Regions from separate parts of the Homo sapiens genome. Here regions 1 and 3 are each linked to region 2. Evidence: chromatin loops called from intact Hi-C (ENCODE). Cell type or tissue: chondrocyte. All regions are shown on one strand. Links, peaks and the distances in the headings refer to the core of each region. The heading gives the core; the rest is flanking DNA.

The links. A loop is a pair of places that touch in the nucleus more often than their neighbours do. Peaks named below come from ENCODE experiments on the same cell type or tissue, not always from the same donor. Only the 100,000 strongest peaks of a DNase experiment are listed, where the experiment ranks them.
Region 1: a loop joins it to region 2, with 9 times the contacts of the local background. A loop is called at or near these places in 61 of 110 quality-filtered maps.
Region 3: a loop joins it to region 2, with 6 times the contacts of the local background. A loop is called at or near these places in 2 of 110 quality-filtered maps.

The regions. Positions count from the first base shown.
Region 1 is chr11:43,275,560-43,282,747 of GRCh38, reverse strand. No RefSeq gene overlaps it. Among named protein-coding and RNA genes, the nearest start is that of API5, 33 kb to the left of the region's middle. In chondrocyte, for the core only: CTCF peaks have their summits at 3,923 (motif pointing right) and 3,931 (motif pointing right); no DNase peak of the experiment used is centred there.
Region 2 is chr11:42,767,742-42,774,929 of GRCh38, reverse strand. No RefSeq gene overlaps it. Among named protein-coding and RNA genes, the nearest start is that of LINC02740, 520 kb to the right of the region's middle. In chondrocyte, for the core only: CTCF peaks have their summits at 4,051 and 4,286 (motif pointing left); no DNase peak of the experiment used is centred there.
Region 3 is chr11:43,415,563-43,422,750 of GRCh38, reverse strand. The region is part of intron 16 of TTC17 (tetratricopeptide repeat domain 17); the gene reads right to left. Among named protein-coding and RNA genes, the nearest start is that of TTC17, 60 kb to the right of the region's middle. In chondrocyte, for the core only: CTCF peaks have their summits at 2,956 and 3,176 (motif pointing right); no DNase peak of the experiment used is centred there.

The sequences.
Region 1 (7,188 bases), core at 1,261-6,260, 510 kb before region 2:
GCCACCTTACAGCTATAAGTAGTGGGATCCAGGCTGTGAATCTCAAACTTAACTACATTCTGTTTCTGTCTCTCTCTGAGTTACCTTCTGAAGGTGACAAAAAACGAGACTATTGGACCACTCAGACTCATTGGGGCCCTAGGCTGATTCTGGAGCCACCCTAAGATTCTCCCCTTGAGCACCTTCTGCTTCACGGAAGAGAGCTCTCCATAAGCTTACCCTGCTGCGAGTCAGCCCAGACTTTGAGTCAAATTCAGGTTAGAATCTCAGCTCCATTCTTTACTGGATCAGTGTAATTTTGGCTAAACTTCTCTCCAAAGTAACTGCTTTCAGCTCTGCTCCCTTGGCTGTAAAAACACAGAGTCACAGTCCTCAATCTTGCAGTGTTGCTGTGGGTCCACAGTCCAGGTTGAGAAGGGGCATTTGAGAAATGCGGGTCCCCTTACCCTCCCTCTCTGAGTTAGTTCCATGGTGTGAGGCAGCCCAGGAGGGGCGTTGGGCATGACTTTTCCAAAGTGGGTCAGAGATCCTTTAAGATTGATGACATCCTTTCTGGAGATGCTGAGAGAAGCAGTTACTTTATTTGTGTATCTGCTCAGTATCTCTTTCCCTCTCTAGACTGGTGCCCTCCCATAGGACTTTCTGCATTTATGGAAATGTTCTATAGCTGCATTGTCCAACATAGTAGTCAGGTCACACGTAGCATTTGAGTACCTGAAATGTGGCTAGTGAAACTGAAGAACTAAATTTAACCTTTATTCAATTTTTAAATCTTTTAAATTTAAAATTAAATTTGTAGCTAGTGGCTACTTTATTGGACAGCAAAATGCTAGACAGCTCAGTGTTCACTATCGTATCCCCAGAGCCTGGCACAGCATCTGCCCTTAGTTAGTGCTGGATACATATGTTTTAAATAAATGAATGCAAATTATCCACATGAGTCTTCCTAAACTACAAAAGTAGGCATTTGCATGTAGGAAGGCTTGGGGTCTGAGATAGCCAGAGGTTTAGTGAGTACTGTATTCAGGAAAGAACGAGAGGAGGAAACTATCAAACGTGTAGGTATCACCTAAGAGAGGGAATCTGAAACAGACCACGGACTATGCCGGGTATAAAGTACTAAGTTAAGGAACATTTGCCACCTCCCTATTTTGTTGTTATTTCATTTTTCCTGCAGTGATTAGGAATCAAATCCTTAAAGCAAGAAGGGAACTGTGGGCTCGATGGCAAAGTCCCGAAGAAGGGGAGGAGCTGGAGAGACTGTATCACTGCACAGTGAACTCTGACGGGGAGAGAACCCAAGGGATAGAGCAGGAGGCAGGAAGATGGCAGGGATCTTGGGCTTGTGTGGGAGGGAAGGGAATAGAGATATTGCTCTGGGATTTAACAGTCTGGAGGCTCAGTTAGGTCACCTGGTGTAAACTCAGTTACCTTTATAGTTCCTACTTTGAAGTTAAAATTGGAGAACTGAGAATACTGGCTCTTTCCATTTTCCTGCCTGTGGAGTCTCTCTGGCCTTAGCCTCAAGCAATTTCCCTTTCTCTCTTACTCTCTTCTCTCCTTCCTATGAGCCTAGTGTAAATTAATAATAATAATAATCAACATTTATCAAGCACATACAGAGACTCAGAGTCTAAATGGGTTGTATCTTTTTTTTTTTCTTGAAACGCAGTCTCACTCTGTTGCCCAGGCTGGAGTGCAGTGGTGTGATCTTGGCTCACTGCAACCTCTGCCTCCCAGGTTCAGGCGATCCTCCAACCTCAGCCTCCTAAGTAGCTAGGATTACGGGCATGTGCCACTACGCCTGGCTAATTTTTTTTTGTATTTTTAGTAGAGATGTGGTTTCACCATGTTGGCTAGGCTGGTCTCGAACTGCTAAACTCAAGTGATCTGCCCACCTGGTTCTCCCAAAGTGCTAGGATTACAGGTGTGAGCCACTGCGCTTGGCCTGGACTGTATCATTTAACCCTTCTACCGAGCTCTGAGGTAGCTGATTTAGGCAACATTTATCAATTGCTTATTATTACCAAGCACTGCTCTAACTCTTTAAATTTTCACAACCACCCCATTTTCCATGGGTAGGTGCCATTGTCATCATCATCAACATCCTTCAATTTACAAAGGAGTGCTCTGTGACCTGGAGGGGCTGAGTAACTTACCCAAGACTACACAGCCAGTGAGAAGCAAAGCGAAGATTTGAAACCTGGGCAACTGGGCTCCGGAGAAGAACCCTACTGCCAGGTTCTGGGAGTTACTTTATAGGTATCAACTCTTCTAATCTTGATAATAACCCTATAAGGTGGAGATAATTATTATTATACCCATTTCATGGGTGGCGAAGCTGAGGTTTAACGAGGTTAGGTAACTTGTCCAAAATAATACAGCTAATTAGATCTGTGGCCAAGATTTGAACCTAGGCAGTTGGACTTTTGAGGTTACTCTTTAAACCCTTGGGGTGGATGTTCTGGGTTGAATAATATCCTCTCCCAATTTATGTCCTTCCTAGAACCTCAGAATATGAACTTTTTTGGAACTAGAGTTATTGCAGATGTAACCGGCTAAATTGGGATTATACTGGAGTAGGGCGGGCCTTTAATCCAACATGACTGGTACCCTTATAAGAAGAGAAGAGACACCCAGACAGACGGGGAAGATGTCCATGTGGAGATGGTGGCAGACATTGGAGGGAAGTATCTATAAGCCAAGGAATGCCAAAAACTGGCTGCAAACACCAGGAGTTAGGACAAGACGAGGAAGGATCCTTCCTAGAGCCTGCAGAGAGAGCCTGGCCCTGCCGACCTGCTTTCAGACTTCCAGCCTGCAGAACTGGGAAAAGTCTCTGTTGTTTTAAGCTACCCAGTTTGCAGTAATTTGTGGCAGCAGCCCAAAAAAACTCAGACAGTACGATATACATTTTAAGACGGAGATGGAAGTGACAATTTTTTTTTCCTTTTTTTTTTTTTTGTTGAGACGGAGTTTCACTCTTGTCACCTATGCTGGAGTGCAATGGTGCAATCTTGGCTCAATGCAGCCTCTGCTTCCCGGGTTCAAGCAATTCTCCTGCCTCAGCCTCCTGAGTAGCTGGAATTACAGGCACACATCCCCATGCCTGCATAATTTTGTTTTTTGGTATTTTTAGTAGAGATGGGGTTTCATCATGTTGTCCAGGCTGGTCTTGAACTCCTGACCTCAGATGATTTGCCCACCTCGGCTTCCCAAAGTACTGGGTTTACAGGTGTGAACCACTGCGCCTGGCCAGAATTGACAATTCCTTCACTTGCTGGTCAGCATGAAGTAGCATAGACTTTGGAGTCGCTCTGAAAACTCAGGTTGAGGCTATGTTTTAGGGATGATGAGGGAACGTGCAAGGGAATAGAAGAGGGAGCTCCACTCCCCACTTGAGGGATTGACCCAGTCCCACACAACCAGATGGCGGAGGGCTGATTGGGTCTGTGCCTCCCCTTAGGATTATGGTTTAGGCTTTGGAGGCAAATATTAATAGACCCAGGTTTACATTCAGGCTCCTTCCTACTACCTGGGTGAGCTTAAACAAATTCCTTTAATTCCTAAGCCTCAGTTTCTTCCTCTGAAAAAGGGGTGATAATAATAGTTTTTCATTTGAGAATGGTTGCCAGGTTTAAATGAGGCAATACAAATAATGCCCCTAGATACACACATGAAGCTCTCAATGAATTATAACTGTTATTCTTCTCCCAGGAAGTGGCAAAGCGACTGAAGGAAGGAATGGCATCAGGCCTGGATGGTTTATGCTCCAGGGCTGAACTCCATAAGGTTGAATGTACGACCTGCAGGGTCCTGCGCAATTCTATGATCTCCCCCCATCTCTGGTGCTTCTCATAGAGCTGGACTCCATGAAATCTTTTACTATAGCCTTTTCTTTCCTAATCCGGTAGGTGGCAATAAGCCTCCGTCATTTTTCTTTATGAAGCTTTTACTCTTCAGCCCTGCTATTGGCTGTGTTGTGGGACGAGGCCATTGGGAGTGATTGAAGCAATTCAGACCAAGGGGACTCTTTTGGGAAGCATTCAGCACCCCTCAGGGCACAAACAGGGCATCAACCTCACCCCAGAGGGACTTCCCAAGAGCTCTTCTGACGATGTTTATCCCCGGGGCGGCCAGCTCAGACACAAAATTTATACTTACAATAAAAGGCCTCTGATTTTGTTCCCAGAGCAAGGATACATCATCTTGCTAAATCCCAGAAGGAGCACAGCCCTACTGGCTAAGAGGTGAACCCCATCTCCCTGGTAAATCTCATGGTGTTTTCGGAGGCAGCTACATGCCCCTGTAAATTCTGAGCCTACAGCATGGACATCATCTGGGACTTCTTAGAAATGTAAAATGTCAGGCTCCACCCCAGAGCTGTTGAATCAGATGGTGCATTTCAATGATCTCCCTGGGTGAATTGTGTAGCCAGGAAAGTTTGAGAAGTCCTGGCCTCCAGGATCTCAGAGGGAAATATTTCTTCTCACCAGCCTATATAATTAGTTCTCTTTAGTCCAGTGGAGAATAAATAATAAGCTAACATTGTCAACATGTGTCATATTTACAAAGGACACTATTACTGTATGCCTAAAGGAGATATATAAATAATATCTATCTATACACACACATATAGTCTTTTTTTTTGTTTTTGAGACAGGGTCTTGTCCTGTCGTACAGGCTGGAGTGTGGTGCTGCAATCTCTGCTCATTGCAACCTCTGCCTCTCGGGCTCAAGCAATCATCCTGCCTCAGCCTCCTGAGTAGCTGGGACTACAGGAACATGTCACCGTATCTGGCTAATTTTTGTATTTTTAGTAGAGATGGGGTTTCATCATGTTGGCCAGGCTGGTCTCGAATTCCTAGCCTCATGTGATCCACCCGCCTCGACCTCCCAAAGTGCTGGGATTACAGGTGTGAGCCACTGCACCCAGCCTACACATATAGTTTTGATGATTTACCTTTCCAATACCCCCTTAGCTCAATCCCATTTAAAGATGAGAAAACTAGACTTAGAAGTACGCAAGTATCCAAGAGGAGAGCTGAGATGTAAGCACAGGTTTTTGGAGTCCACAGTGACTGTATTTCAAAGTAGCAATAGAAAGAAAGGCCAGCATTTATCCAGTGCTTGCTGTGTACTAGGCCCTATGCCAAATGTCAAATGTGTTATTTAACATCATCTTCTTGACAGTTCTAAGCAGAGGAATACCATTGTCCCCGCTTCACAAATGAGAACACTGAGGAGCAGAGAAGTCAATGAACTTCCTTAAGACCACATAGCTGCTAAAAAAAAAAAATGACCTATCTAGAATTATCACCCAAGCCAGTATGACTCTGAGCCTGAGTTTAACACTACAGCTTAAAGTCTTCCTGAGAAATGTCTGAATTCCTCATGTACATGTCCTTTTGAAACACTTGCCTATGATTATAATGTACTTTTGAGTACATTATTAGTTTGATCTTTAAATTAGTACTTATAGCGACTTGTTTCTTCCCCAATGTTTATTCCCTTCTCCTACTATCTATATTAGTTTTCTAGGGCAGCTGTCACCAAGTGCCACAAGCTGGGTGGCTGAAAACAATAGAAATTTATTGTCTCCAGTTCTGGTGGCCTGAAGTCTAAAATCAAAGCATCAGCAGGGCCATTCTTCCTCTGAAACCTGTAGGGGAGAAATCCTTCCTTGTCTCTTCCTAGCTTCCAGTGGTTTTCTGGTAGTCTTCGGTGTTCCTTGGCTTGCAGGTGTGTTAACTCCAGTCTTTGCTTCCATCTTCATGTGGTGTTTGTCCCTTATGTGTCTGTGTTTTCTCTTCTTCTTTTTTTTTTTTTTACCTCAACCCAAAAGGTACAAAAATAGATTGTAATTAGGTAAGTTAAGATGAGGTCATACTAGAATAGGGTGGACCTTGTTTACAATATACTTTTCATTTTTATCCAGGTAACAGAAGTACAGAGTTTGGAGCCATCATAAGGAATGAAATATTGGCATTTGCAGCAACCTGGATGGAGTTGGAGACCATTGTTCAGAAACCAAATATCATATGTTCTCACTTATAAGTGGGAGTTAAGCTATGAGGATGCAAAGGTGTAAGAATGATATAATAGACTTTGGGGACTCAGGGGAAGGGAGGGAAAGGGGTGAAGAATAAAAGACTGACTACACAGTGGGTACAGTGTACACTGCTCTGGTGATGGGTGCATCAAAATCTCAGAAGTCACCACCAAAGAACTTATCCATGTAACCCAAAACCACCTGTTCCCCCAAAACTACTGAAATAAAATAAAATTGAAAACAAACAAAAAGAAGTAGAGTTTCAACAGTCAAATGTCACTCCAAGAACTAGGACCATGGCCTTTCCAGCTCTTCCCAAGGCCTGTTCTGGGAGCCACTTTGTGTTAGCACTGTCTGTGCCTCTCTGGTTATAACCTCATTTTCCTAAGTGGCCCAATGCTCACTTTCAGTGGTTGTTCATTTTAGGTAAATGGCAAGCCAGTGGGACAAATAGGGGCAATTTCTCCCCTCAGGTAGCGCAGACCTGATGCAGGTTAGGTGCCTGAGGAGGCTGTGATCAGCAGGTGGTCCTGACATGGGAATGTCCCGCAAGGCCCAGAGGTGGGTCATTCTTGGCACATTGATGGCACAACAAAGGGCCTCACATGGGGACCCATCACTAGGCTTCGCACTCTCACCCTGGCGAGGGAAATGGCTGTGACTCCTCCGTTTTATTCTTAATGTATATGCTCCTCAACTTACAATGGACTTATGTCCTAATAAATCCATCATCAGTCAAAAATGTCATATGTCAAAAATGCACCTAACGCTGCTAACAGAGCAGATGGTTCCCGACTTTCAATGGTTCCATTTATGCTTTTACCATGTTATGACAGTGCTGGAGTGATGTGTTTTCAGTAGAAATTGTAACCCTATCATGATTTAGAAGGAGCTCCTCTACCTACAATGGGGCTACCTCCCAAAAGACCCACCTCAATGTTGAGAAATCTTAAGTTGAAGCATCATAAGTCAAGGACTGTCTGTATGCATTTTACTTACATAGAAAGGTTACACAATCCATGTGTACATTATAATACACACCCGGGTCATATCTACAGGACAGTTCCGGAGTCTGTGATAGCCCCACTTCCTTCATCTGGGTCACCACAGTCTCAGTGTGCCCTTTGTGACATGTG
Region 2 (7,188 bases), core at 1,329-6,328:
TGACTTTGGTGACTGCTAGAATATATATATTATATACATATATATATAATCATCACAGCTGCTAAATCAAGATAGAGAAGATCAGTACTTTCCTTCCCAGGGGATGCATCAACCATCATTAGAGATGCAGACAGCAAAACAGCAATTTGAGCCTCAGAGAGCAGGTTGGAAAAGGATAATTTACAGTTGTGTTTCTGCTGCTGGCATTACACTAAATCACACCAAGTCCCTTCATTTGTTAGGCATGCTTTCAGTCTTGAATCAGAACGAGCCTATCAGGGTATATGTTGCCTCCATTTTTGAAAATAACATTTTATTTTTCAGAAATCTAAGGCCAAGAAAAAAAATGAGTTTCCTACTCTGATGGAAATGCCTTAGGTGTACTTGGACCATGGGCAGAGGAAAAGCAGGGGGGCTGAATGTGAAGGCAGGACTTATGGCTGTGGAGTGGGAGAACAAAAGTCTCTTTTCCTCCTTTTCATTTTTCAGAAAGCCTCAATCAATACCCCAATTGTAACTGCACCAAGGGGCATAGGAGCAGAGAATCCAATACAAATGCATTAAAACCTTTTAAATTTGACAGACAGAGTGCAAAGGCAGATATATTCTTGACAGTGAATTTCTTATGTCAGAACAATGATTTCAAATCTCTTGGACAGAAGGGATCCTGGAAGAGAAGAGGTTAGTGTCAGTTTAGCATTGTCCTTTGTCTTCCCAGAATTTTATGCTGTTTTTTTAAAAAATGATAGCTTAGGATTTGGTTGAAATTATCAATAATAATGTTGCTTTGCAAGTTCTACAGGTCTTCAATATAGATACATAGAACGTGGAAACCACCTAGACCACCATTATCCATTTTAAAAATGAGGATTTTGAGATTTAGACTGGAGAAGACCTGGCCAGCTGAGGGCAGAGCTGGGGCTAGCAAAGTTCTGTTGGGTCTTTGTCCCAATTCAACCTCCGGGTAAATCTTTTACCATCTGGCCATGTCCATATGAGGTCATCAGCTGTGTGTCATCATTGCCATGGATATTCCGCAATTCGAGGGCAGGAGCCCCAGGAGGCAGGGTAGCCCGTCCTAAGCAGGACATGGTATCTCTCACAGGCTCACACTCTCTTGATTCATGGATTTATTCTGAATTGAACATGTTTTTTAGACAAAAGCCCTCATGATTTTAGAAAGTTAAAAAAGGAAAAATAAAAATACAAAACAGGCTTGGAGAGCAGAATAACATATGGAAACAATGAGTGAACATTTTGCTTTGATGATGTCAAGGGCATTTTTAAGTGCTCAGCCAAAGTTCTTTTACTGTGAACAACAAGATACTTTTAATCTTTTGACATTTATGCTAGTCCCATCTCTTTCCGCTTTTGGTCATGTGTATTGATTTTTAGTCTGTTATTCGGTGCAAGTATGAGTTAATGAGATCACCTGCCACCCCTAAGATTAACAGATAACTGTTTTCAAAAGAAGAAAGTCAACTTTTCAATAATCAATCCGTTTAGTTCATTTCTCTCTCTCCCCCCAATTCATTCTTTGCCAGATTCTGTGATATACAATGTTGGTGTCCTTGTACATTAAGATACTGTTGATTGGCCTAATTTGAGAATCCAGTCCATAACTTTAGCCTCAGCAGCACTATCTACAAATGAACTAAGCTATCCTATTTTTGTGCTTTTTCTGTTTTCAATTTTGAGTGACCATCCTTGGTCTATGGTTGCCAATCAAGGAGAATGAACCAGAAACACAAACCAGAAGACAGCCATAAACCAGAGGCGATCACAAAGGCCGGAAGAGATCCACCACCGTCTAATCTGAGACTTGTGGTTTCTGAGATAAAGGTTGAGGCAGCTAAGAACTGGCACACAGCTCTGTCAACTGCTCCACTGTAGACCAGTGATCCTCCTCCTCTGTTGTCACAGTCTTCACGTTCCCTACCCTGCTCCCCTGTCGACTTTAGTGATATGAAACAGTTTCCCTAACACCAGGGAACTGCATGAATCCCTCTGAAGCTAGAATCCAAAGGAAGGAAGAGCTCAAACAGAGTCCTGCAGAACACCTGGCAGTCGCCTCAGCGCCTCTGTGCTGTCCTTTTCTGTTATTTGAAGTGAGAGTACCACTCTGTTGAAACAAGTACAGGGAGTCTCTGAGATACCAGTTTCTGCCAAACTCCCTTGTTAGGGTTCCATGATTTCCAGGGCAGAGTCTCAGCAGAGCCTTCTAAAGACACAGCCACATCCTCCACCAGGTTTCGAAAATTGTGCCACATTCTTACTATTTCATCAACTGTTCCTTCTTCTGTAACCCAAATTTAGTTAATGAATCTGTTATTAATGTAAAAGGCAAAATAGAGAGCTCGGTCTTTCTGAAGTTGTTTTGGGACCTCCAGGACTGACAAGACACAGTACAAATCCAGTTCCTGTCCTGAAAATCAAGAACTCTTTTTTTGTATGTAAAGTTACTTTGTAAATTCTCCCTTGGCAATTTTCATGACAAGAAAGAATCACTTTTGTAGGAAAATGAGTAAAATTCTTGCACAAAGTTATCTTTTAAATGTCAGGACTTAAAAAATATCAAAAATAAGAAAGTAGTTTAAGGAGAAACTTATGAAACTTACAAAGCTTGCAGGATGTTGAAACGGTTTTGTCCCAAGTTATAATAGAATTTTGTTTTCCTAAGTCTTACTGTTGAGGGTCTGGCTTTGGATGTAAGGGACTCCTGTTATTGACAAATATAATGGGACATGTAATGTTTACTGAAATTCATTTTATCTGTTACTGAAATTCATTTTACCTTTAAGATCAAAAACAGCAGGTATTTTAGATTATATTAGGAAACAGATCAACTATTTCATTCCTTTTTTCCTCCATCTCCACATGGGGCATGTCCATACATGTAATACACACACACACACACACACACACACACACCCGTATCCATTCCAAGCAAATGTTTGAAGGAAAACAGGACCTTGAAAATGAATAAAAAGGAAAGTATATACATCACAAATGTGATTTTGAATCTAGACAAAAACAAGACCAGGCAATAGACAAGTGTTCTTCAGAATATGTTATTGTCAGTTAATTTTCTTCTGTGATTATTCATTTCATAACTGCAAAAAACCAGCAGTGTCATCCCAGAATTGTACAAATATAATGAAATCTTTTCATAGAGAAGATCTATAAGCCATAGTAGCAGCTGTTGCCCACATTTAGCAATTATAGGCTTATTATTTACTATTTATTAAATACCAGTAGTAGCAGGGTTCTATAAAATGAATGTTTTTACCTAGTACTTTTTCTTTGAAGTTGCTGTTAAATGGGCAAGAAAAAGTAGGCAGACAGAGAGAAAACAGAAATACTTTTGGGAGAATGCTAAAATAGTTTTGCAAGGTTCAATAATACATGATTCACTACAGTTGATTCTGGTCATGTTGGAAGTGTCTTGAGGATAACATATCTTGATGGATGGGAAGGGAACATTTACAGGAAATAATGAGTCTTAAGTCTGTATGATGAAGTAAAAACAGACCTCAAAGTCAGACACATCATGGATTTGAATGTATTGACTCATAATTTGCAGGGCTCCATAGGTGCAGAGTAACTTAAATTCTTGATATGATAGAAGTTTTGAGAAACTTTTCTTCACCACTTAGTTTGACACAGCATGTAGGGGGATGTTTCTCAGATCCTGCTTCAATGCACAGGGTGATGCAAACTTTACTCCACTCATAAATACTTTATGCCTAGGCACAGCACAATATAGTAAGAGGAATTGATTTTGTACTATCAGAACCTCTAAACATATCTCAGATTCGTCTCCTGTTCCCAACTCAGAATCACACATTTCTAATCTTGGGGGTTGGGGGCTGGGGACTGAAGAGGGGGTTGGTTAGCTAGCTAGCCTTTTCTCTTCTAAGACTTCGTGGAAATGTATCTAGTCCTGATTTGCCATCTTCTCTACCTCCTTCTATTCTTCCAACTCCCAAAGATTCTCCTTGGCTAATAATTCCTCTGTAGAATTCTGGCTTCTCTACTTCCTAGATGTGTAATCTCAATCAAGTTCTCTAAAACTCTGCTGTCTCATTGGGGAAATTGCTAGAGTAACACCTGCCTCATCAGAAAACTGTGAGTATGAATGAACATTGTATCTGGAAGAGAGGAGATTTTCAATAAATGTTAATCTTTCCTTTTTTCTCCCCATCCTCTGTGCTTAAATAATGTCATCTGGGGACCAGAGGGTTTGTAAGAGAAAAGGACCTGCAGTAGCTCCTCCTGCTGGTCAGTTCCTGGAATGTCTCTTCTCAGGATAGTGCCACAACTCAGCATTGCAGATATTCTTTTAAAATAAATACTAACTTATACATTAAAGTTATTCATATCATTTATACACAAAACAGTAGGGTAGGTGCTATAAAGAAAGATGACTTGTACCCTCAAGTAACTTAAAACCTGGAAGAGAAAGGAAGACACAGTAACAAAACTATAAGAGAGAATAAATTATAAGTACAGTATTACCCTAAAGATTCCAGAGAAAACTTAATGAATTCAGCAAAGTTTCAGGATTTAAAATCAACACACAAAAATCAGTTGCATTTCTATGTACTAACAATGAACAGTCTGAAAAGGAAATTAATAAAATTTCATTACAATAGTTTTTAAAATATTTAGGAATAAATTTAGCCAAGGAGGGAAAGGGCTTATACACCAAAAACAAATAAACACTGCTGAAAGAATTTAAAGAAGACACAAATGCATTGAAAGGCATTCTGTGTTTATAGATTAGAAAACTTTATATTGTTAAGATATCAATTCTTCACCTCCAAAGAGATATGTAGATTCATCCCTATCAAAATTACAATGACATATTTTTACAGAAATAGAAAAATCTATCCTAAAATTCATATGGAATCTCAAGAAACTCCTGAATAGTCAGAACAATCTTGGGAAAAAAAATAACAAATTTGGAGGATTCATTCTTCCTGACTTCCAAACTTAGTACAAAGCTACAGTAATAAAAGTAGTGTGGAATTGGTGCAAAGAGAGACATATAGACCAACTGAATAGAATAAAGAACCCAGAAATAAACCCTCACATATGTGGTCAAATGATTTTCAACAGGATGCTAAGATCATTCAATGGGGGGAAAGGTCAGTCTTTTCAACAAATGGCACTAAAAAACTGGTTATCCACATGCAAAAGAATGAATTTGTACCCTTATCTTATGCTATATACAAAAATAAACTCAAAATGAATCAAATACCTAAATATAAATGCTAAAGCTATAAAACTCTTGGAGAAAAAATATGGAAACCTAATGTGCTACAACATGGATGAACCTTAACAACATTATGCTAAGTGAAATAAGCCAGACACAAAGGACAAATATTGTATGATTCAATTATATGAGGTACCTATTGTGGTCAAATTCATAGAGACAGAAGGAATGGTAGGCAGCAAGGGCTGGGAGAGGGATAAATGGGAAGTTATTGTTTAATGGGTATAGAGTTTCAGTTTGATATGGTGAAAAAGTCCTGGAAAGGGATGGTGGTAATGATTGTACAATATGAACTGAACTGTACACTTAAATGCCACTGAACTGTACACTTAAAATGGTTAAAATGAGAAATTTTATGTTTTATATATTTTACCATAATAAAAAGTACAGTATTAAAAAGATAAGCAAAGTTATGTGCAAACAAATGAGACAGTAATATTGACTAGGGGTGTCAGCAATACTTCTCAGAGGAAGCATTGCTTGAGCAGAATTTTTAAAGATTACAGGAGAAATGGATTTGAGCAGGTGACATTCCAAAAACATTTTTAAATAAATGATGAAAACCTTTAATGTAATGGAGGCCATATTTATTCTGCTGCTGAAATTGATTGCTGGGATGTGGTTTATGATATTAAAATATTTATGAATATATATTTAATTTCCATCCATCTCTTCCAAGAACCATAATGCAAACTTTAATCAGCATTTTCCCTAACATTTGAAAGGCAATTATAAGACTATATTAACATTCATCTTACACGGGTTCTTTAGAAGGCTCGATTGTTTAGCATGGCTCTTAAATCATTAAGCAAATTCACTGTGTGATATCACAAACAGAGCTGGTCTTAATTCACTACTTTTTTTTTTTATCAGTATAGCTGATACTGATCAGTATAATTGGAGTCCAGAGCTTTCAAAGCAGAGTGTAATTGTGCAGTAGCTTCTTTAAGGGGAGAGGAGGCCACATTCAACAAATATTTACTGAATATTTAAGTACTGAGATATTGTGTTGGGCATTGGAGATTTTGTAGGAAACAAACAGCACCAAATATCACCATATAATTTGCACTCTATTTAAATAGAGGATTTAGTGGGAAGAAAGCTTGGTGGAAGTGGGCAAATGAGAGACGGCACTGAATGCAAGCCTAAAAATTTGGACTTCAGAGAAGCATTGGGACCTTATTTGTGGCTTTAATATCACACATGAATTTTCAGGTAAGACAAGCTTAGAGGAAGACAATTTACGACATGGTTAAGTTATACTAAATGAGAAGTGATGAAGACCTGGACTAAGGAAATGGTAGTGGAGCACAGAAAGGAAGAGATTTGACAAATGAAATCAATCATGAATGTCAAAGGGACAGAGGGGGTAGATTAAATATAAAAATGACTCCAGTGATTTTAGCCTGGATGCCTGGGAAGAATCAGGAATCTAGTCTTTAGGTATAGCTTCCTTTTTGGAAGGCCAACGAGATCCTGAAAGAAACCTCGATCATTTATAATAATGGGCAAAGAGAAAGCAACATGAAATCCTTTCTTAAATTTCGGCAGAGGCTGCAGTGAAGATGCCTTCTAGCATTTTATTTATAGATTTCTATAATTTAACTACTATTTATTGTAGTGAAAGGTCATTTCTTTGACTCTTTCCACATATGTTGTTACTTCTGTCATTATACTGCTGAAAATGTTTGAAGGGTTTAAATAAAAATTATATTTGATAAAGATAATTTGGTTTCATTCAAGGTATTTGATGACTGACTTGACCAGTGTAGTGAGATCATATTCTTAGCAAGATGACAGATCAATCAGAGAATTGTGTCTGGCTCTTGTATGCTAATTAGGTAATTTCTTTAATCCAACTCTGGGAAAATGTTTTAGATAAGCAAATAGTGAATTCAGACCAGCTCTGT
Region 3 (7,188 bases), core at 960-5,959, 650 kb before region 2:
AATCTCCATGTTACTAAATCCAGTGGTTCATTCTCTGCCCACATCCAGCTCAATCTCTCAGGATATAGCATGCTGGTACAATAATAATGATATGCTTGATAACCCCTTAAAACATTTTCTTCACTTGGCTTGTGGGATAAAATACTTCAATGGTTTTTCTACTAGCTTACTGGCTACTCCTTTATTGCTCTTTTTCTTCCTGACCTTTAAATGTTGGCTAGAATACCCTAGTAACTGATTTTTGACCCATTTTCCTTTTTATAGTAATTATTGAGGTAATTTCATCCAAGCTAATGACTTAGAAAATACATACGTCCATGACCCATAAATTATTATCTCTAGCCTGGTCTCTTCCCCATCATTATAACACTCATGTATCCAACTACCTATTCAACATCTCTACTTGAACACTTAATAGGCAACTCAAATTTAACATGTCCAAAACCAAACTTGTTTTTCTCCCCAAATCTGCTCCTTTCTCAGACCTGAGTATCTCATTAAATAGCACCACTATTTACCTGATTGCTCAGGTTCCAAATTTAAGAGTCACCCTTGACCTCTCTTTCTTTCATTTCCCATATCCCTTTCTAGGAGTGTCTTTTTGGTTCTACCTTCAAAATATATTCCAAATAGGATCATTTCTCACTTTCTCCCTGTCCACCCCAGTGGTACAGGCCAATATCATCTCTCACTGATATTTTTGCAATAGCATCCTAACAGGTCTTCATGCTTCCGCTCTTACCCCACTAGTCTATTCTCAACAGAGCAACCAGAGGAATTATGTTAAGATGTAAATCAGTTCATTTCACTCTTGTGTTCAAAATCTTCCAAGTCAGCAGTCCCCAACCTTTTTGTCACCAGGGGCTGCTTTCGTAGAAGACAACTTTTCCAAAGACTGGGGGGTGGGTGGGGATGGGGTTTTGGCATAATTCGAGCACATTACATGTTTTGTGCACTTCGTTATTACATTATAACATATGATGAAATTATTATACAACTCACCACAATGTAGAATCAGTGGGAGCCCTGAGCTTATTTTCCTGCAACTAAATGGTCCCATCTGGGTGTGATGGGAGACAGTGACAGATCATCAGGCTTTAGATTCTCATAAGGATCGTGTAACCTAGATCCCGTGCATGCATAGTTTACAATAGGTTCATGCTCCTATGAGAATCTAATGCCACCACTGATCTGACAGAAGGTGGAGCTCAGGCAGTAATGCGAGTGATGGGGACTGACTGTAAACGCAGGTGAAGCTTTGCTTGCTGGCCCACCACTCACCTCCTGCTGTGTTGCCCAGTTCCTAGTCTTACATCTTTCTCTTAGACGAAAAGCCCACATTATTAGAATGGTCTGCAAGGCATCAAAAAAGTGGCTCTATCCTCCACCATATTTATCTCTGCTTTCATCTCCTACATCTCCACCACAGATGGAAAGCCCTCCTTGCTATTCCTAACATGAACATTTGCAATGCTATTCTCTCTGCCTGAAATGCTTTTATGCTGTATATCTGCATGGCTTAGAACCTCTATCCTTCCTCAAGTCTTATGTTCAAATGTCACTTTCTCAGTGGGGCCTCCCTTAATGACCCCAACCCCTTGAGCACTCACTTTCTAATTAAATGATTTATTATGTTTATTATCTACTCTCTGTTTCCCTCTACTAGAATGTAGCTCTGTAAGAGCTGGAGGTATTTTCTGTTTGGTTTCCAATTCCTAGAATAGTGACTGGCATATAGTAGATAAGTGTTCATTGAATGAATGAATGAATGAAGAATAAACCACACCCAGTTTTCTTTGGTTGAAAGAAAACAAATTGTTGCTTTAGAAGATTATATCCTCTATCAAATTTCATATTTCTTAAGTATTATTTGGCAAGGCTAACAACCTATAATGACTGGATGAATAGCTGTGAAAAGATCTCAGGCAAGGGCTAATAGGCTCATTCTTTAAAATAAAACATTTTTTTTGGCATGCAGGACAAAAAATTCACATTAAAAACCAACAAATATTTATATATAATGTCTTTCAGAGGCTGAAGTATAAAACCATTGGTCATCAGAATCTGATAATACTGTCTCTAAGTTCTTATAAAAACCAAAAGTATCCCTTTTGTTCAAAAAAGCTAAATGCTGGAAATCCCAAAAGAAAAATACTGTCTACTAAGCTAATACTACAAAAGTACAGGCATAACATCTTCCACGTAAAATAGAAGGCTATGTGGCAATCTAATGATGCAAGATTCAGAAAAGATCAGGGTGACATGTTAAACTGAGAGACCATTTTAGGTATGCTCTTGGGGTTCATTATGACTGCACCCTATAATCCAGTTTACATCCATGTTTTACGTAGAAATGCATCTCTTTTGAGGGATGACATAAAAAGTGTAGTGATTATACCATTTTTATAAAATGTCCCAGGTATCTACAAATATGAATTCTTCCAATCTTTCAATCATGGCAGTGGAATAATTTATGATTGGCTGAAGGTAGAAGAATTATGCACAGGAACCACACTGGCCCTGGAAGACAGAGGACTCACTTTTTAGTTTCAGCTCCGCCAAAGACTGACTGTAATTTGAGTAAATCACAATCTTTGCTTGTAGGTTCATAAATACAAAAATTCTTTTTCCTATTCTCTCCTCTATCACATGTTAAATACATGTTAAAGATACATGTTAAAAAACTGTTTGTTAACCAAATAACTACAGCCCTTTTAAGTAAAGAAATATACAGATTTAGACACATTACATACACAGAAGTACATCTGGTTTTGTTGCAGGATATACCTGCATCTCAGGATTTTAAAATCTGCAATACATCAACCAGTTTTAATTCTTTTTACAGAAATAAATGGAGGTGACCTAACTAGTAGCATATTTAAAATGCTGTTTAAGAGTCAGGTGCAGTGGTACACACCTGTAGTCTCAACTGTTTGGGAGGCTGAGATGGGAGGATTGCCTGAGCCAGGAGTTAGAAGCTATGGTGTGCTATGATAGAGTCTGTGAATAGCCACTGCACTCCAGCCTGGGCAACACAGTGAGACCCTGCCTCTAAAAAAAGTACTATTAAAATTGGGTCTATAAGAATATCTTTTTTTAAAAAGCAGATACCTTCACTAATTCTTATAAAAGAATGTAAAAGGATGTGATAAAGCAAAGATCCTTCATTGCAGGCAGTATATATGCTGGATAATCCACTGGAGGGCAGCAAAGTGCAGGATTTCTTTTTCTTCAACATCTGAACTCTGTAAAATTGCTTTAAGCTGCAAGTTACAAATCTACAAAAATTTAGGTTGAAGAACACAGACTAAAACTACAGGCAATGAAACAAGTTATAAAAGGAGATATGATTTACATAAATAGATGCTATAAATACAGAAACACTGTGAAGACAAGATAATCCATCTGCACATTGGAATAGATATTAAATCTCACGTATATGATTTGAAAATTCTACTTTTTGTTCCAGAGACAAAAGATATCAAATATGTATTAGACAGAGAAACTTGCAGACAATTACAGGAACACCTAAACATTAAAGTCTGAGTTCTTCTGCATAATATTTATTCATTCTTTCTAAGGATCTGGGCCAATTTTTTTAAGTAGGCGTGTGCCTCAATTAATTAAGAAATGACCAGAGCTCAGAAATCTTGGGTTTAATGCTTAATTATATGCTGTAAACAGCGAAGTTGCTGTTTGTGGCATAAAATTCTAATACATAGAACCTATTGGTTTTATGCTAATATAAGAAAAATAATAAATATAGACCATTAAAAATAAAGTAAAATCGAATGTATCAAAGATATAAGACAGCCTAGATTACTTTAGTAGTAGAAAATATCTTTGCTAGATGTAACTTTTTAATTTGCAGATTAGTATTTCAAAAATATTTTACGGTAATAAATGCTTGGAAAGTCCACTATCATGTTGTAATGCCACATCAATGTATTTCTGGACTTTTCTACAGATTCAATATTTAATCATTTTGCTCATATTGTTATTAAAAGTTATTTTCCATTTTTTAGAGAAGATAACCTTTACTGTTCCATAAAGTTTCATTCTGTGACACTTTTATTTTTTCCAATAAAAAAAGGCTGTTTTTTTTAAGTGTTGAGCACTTCATAGACATTGCTTATATTCAAAAGCATTATAAGTTTATTTAACAGATTCTATTTTACTTTTAAAAGGACGAAGCTGTTATTGAAGAATAAGTTTGCTACAGTAACCAATTCAGTTCTGCTTAAGTTAAATAAAACTGTAAAATGACAAGCCTATAAATGTGGAAAACAGTAGGTATTTTAAAACTGCCCAAACAAGATGTTTAATCGAAACTGAAAGCACTAACTTTTACAGTCAATTCAAGAGTGGGCAAGTAAAAAAAATCAATGTATTAAGTTCTTCACAGCATCCTTGAAATGGTAGTGATATAAAACTACCTATAAAAGACCAGGATTTATGAAATTTTATTCAAAAGAGGGAGAGATGATGATGATAAACAGCTGCTATAAGAACACATGAATCTAACAAATGGCAGCCAATACATTGATTTGTAGGTTAATAAAAGTTTGAAAACATTGTCAGATAAATAATACTTCATTAATCAATACAGTTTTAGCTATAAAGTCTTTATAAGTACAAAAAAATTTTTTTAGCATAGTGATTGTGTATTTTTAAGTTGAACAAAACAGTATTTACAAGTGATACAATACATTACCTGCATAGGCATTCCAAGAAACACAAATTAAAAATCTGCATTAAAAATTCCATGATTATATATGAAAAATAACAAAATACTTGCTAATGTTAAACTGCCCATCCTTTTACCACCAGGTCATACTATTTAAGACATTCTACTATATTATAGTTGCTGTAAAAATAATTGTTTATTTTTCTTTTTTGAGACGGAGTCTCGCTCTGTCACTCAGGCTGGATCGTGCGGTGGCACAATCTCAGCTCACCGCAACCTCTGCCTCCTGGGTTCAAGCCTGAACTTCAAGTCTGATTCTCCTGCCTCAGCCTCCCGAGTAGCTGGGATTACAGGTGCCCGCTATCACGCCCAGCTAATTATTGTATTTTTAGTAGAGATGGGGTTTCACCATGTTGGCCAGGCTGGTCTTGAACTCCTGACACCAGGTGATCCACCTACCTTGGTCTCCCAAAGTGCTGGGATTACAGGCATGAGCCACCATGCCTGGCCAACAATTATCATGAATTCTGTGACCCAGCCAGCAATCTCATGAATTCCATGACTATTACATGGAAAAAGAATCGTAAGCCTTGTCACTCTCTTGAAACCTCTATATTGTCATAATAAATACTTGAAACAGATGTCAGACAAGATAACTTATAAAACTTACTTCAATATTGCAAACATGAAAAAGGAAACGGCAAACAGAATCATCTGATTTCACTAAAGGTAAAGAAATCCTAATCATCCTTCAGAGGTTTTTCCTTTTTTTTTAATCAATTATTTAGCAAAGCTCAGAGATAACTGGAATAGATGCAACTGTTTAGATTTCAAGCATAAGAAGTTCCTGGTTTCTATAAAGGTGTTTGGCTTCTTTCAAGTTTTAGCTTTTCAAAGCTACAAGTCAGCAAAGTAACTATGAATGAATGGGATTACTCTGGAAATAAGTAACTCAAAATCATTGTCAAAGAAAAACACAATATTGAAATTGTTTCACTACTACTAATGAATTTTTAAACCTAGAAAATGCTATAGCATACATATCCATTAGGAGGTAACAGTATTTATTTAGGTATTAGCAAATGTTGGATTATTTTCTAATTCATATCAGAATGATTTTAAGTCTACCAGCAGTAATAGACTATTAGCTGTTTTTAGGTAAACTATGACATTTGAAAGATCACAGCATTCTGAGAAGATGCAGTAGAATTTTTAAAACAAGAAGACCACAGAATATATTCCAGGATTAAGTAACTTCTTCTGGTGGCCTTAGTGAGTTTGAGCAGACATTCTAACTAAATTTAGTAAATTAATTAATTACAATGTAAAAGGTACTAAATATTTTTTATTGATGAGCTCCCTCTGAAAGAACTATTATTAAAAAAAATTGTGTTTCCATGTCAAGTTATTTTCTCTTATTGTTATTATATTGGACCCAATAATATTCTCTGAATTCTCTGGACTATCAGATACTACAACTCTGAGAAAGATCTGTTCCAAGTTATTAGTTTCCTGGACCAGTTGAGGTTACATTCTGGGGAAAAAGTTCAAGACAACTGTATTCCCTCTTTTGACATGAGTTACATGTACTAAGAATATATTTCAAGAAACTGAAATACTAAATAAAAACATGTAAAATTAATGCTAAGGAGAAGACTTTTTAGAAAAGGGTCACTACATGTATACAGTGACAAAATGCTTCTTCTCAAAAACAGAAATAAATTTCAACAGAGTTGAGGGAGATGATAGTAAATTAAGAAAAGAGATTCTATTAATATAAAAAGCTCATTGAAAAAGTAAAATCCTTTTTATAAGGCTGTTCTTAGGTAACCTACAACATTTAAAAGACCACAGTGTTGCGAGAAGATGCAGTAGAATTAAAAACAAACAAACAAAAAAAGACCACAGCATATCTTCCAGGATTAAGAAGATAAAAATTCACAATTTGCACCTTTAAAGTTCTGAGCACCTTGTATTCACTATGAATTTCTAATGGCTTACTTTTAGCCAGTATCTACTATATGGTAAGAACAATGCAACTATTATGTATCCATAAATATAAAAAATTTAAAAATAAAAAAGAAAGTAATGGCAGAGCTGCAGCTCAAACATGAATCTGTAAGATTCTAGTGCTAGCCACTCCACTCTATTGCCTTGCTATACTGTTTTGGGCCTTTGACATTCATAAAAGAACTTTAATTCAGATTGTGATCAACACTGACCCACAACTGAGCTACAGAGGTATATTGCTGGGAGATTCTTGGTTTCTTCAGTAAATAATTGGGCTTTGATATTTAAAAGGCAAGCACTACTTACCGTCTATCACTCTATTAAAATTGTAAGGCAGTCTGGTATAGCGAATCAACAAAACCACTTTCTGGTCCCAAATCTACTAATAATTATTCATGTCTTTTACACAAGTCACATAAATAAGTGGATGTCAGGATTTTGTTTTTAAATATCAAAAGTGAAGGAGCTGAACTAATATCCATCTGATTAAA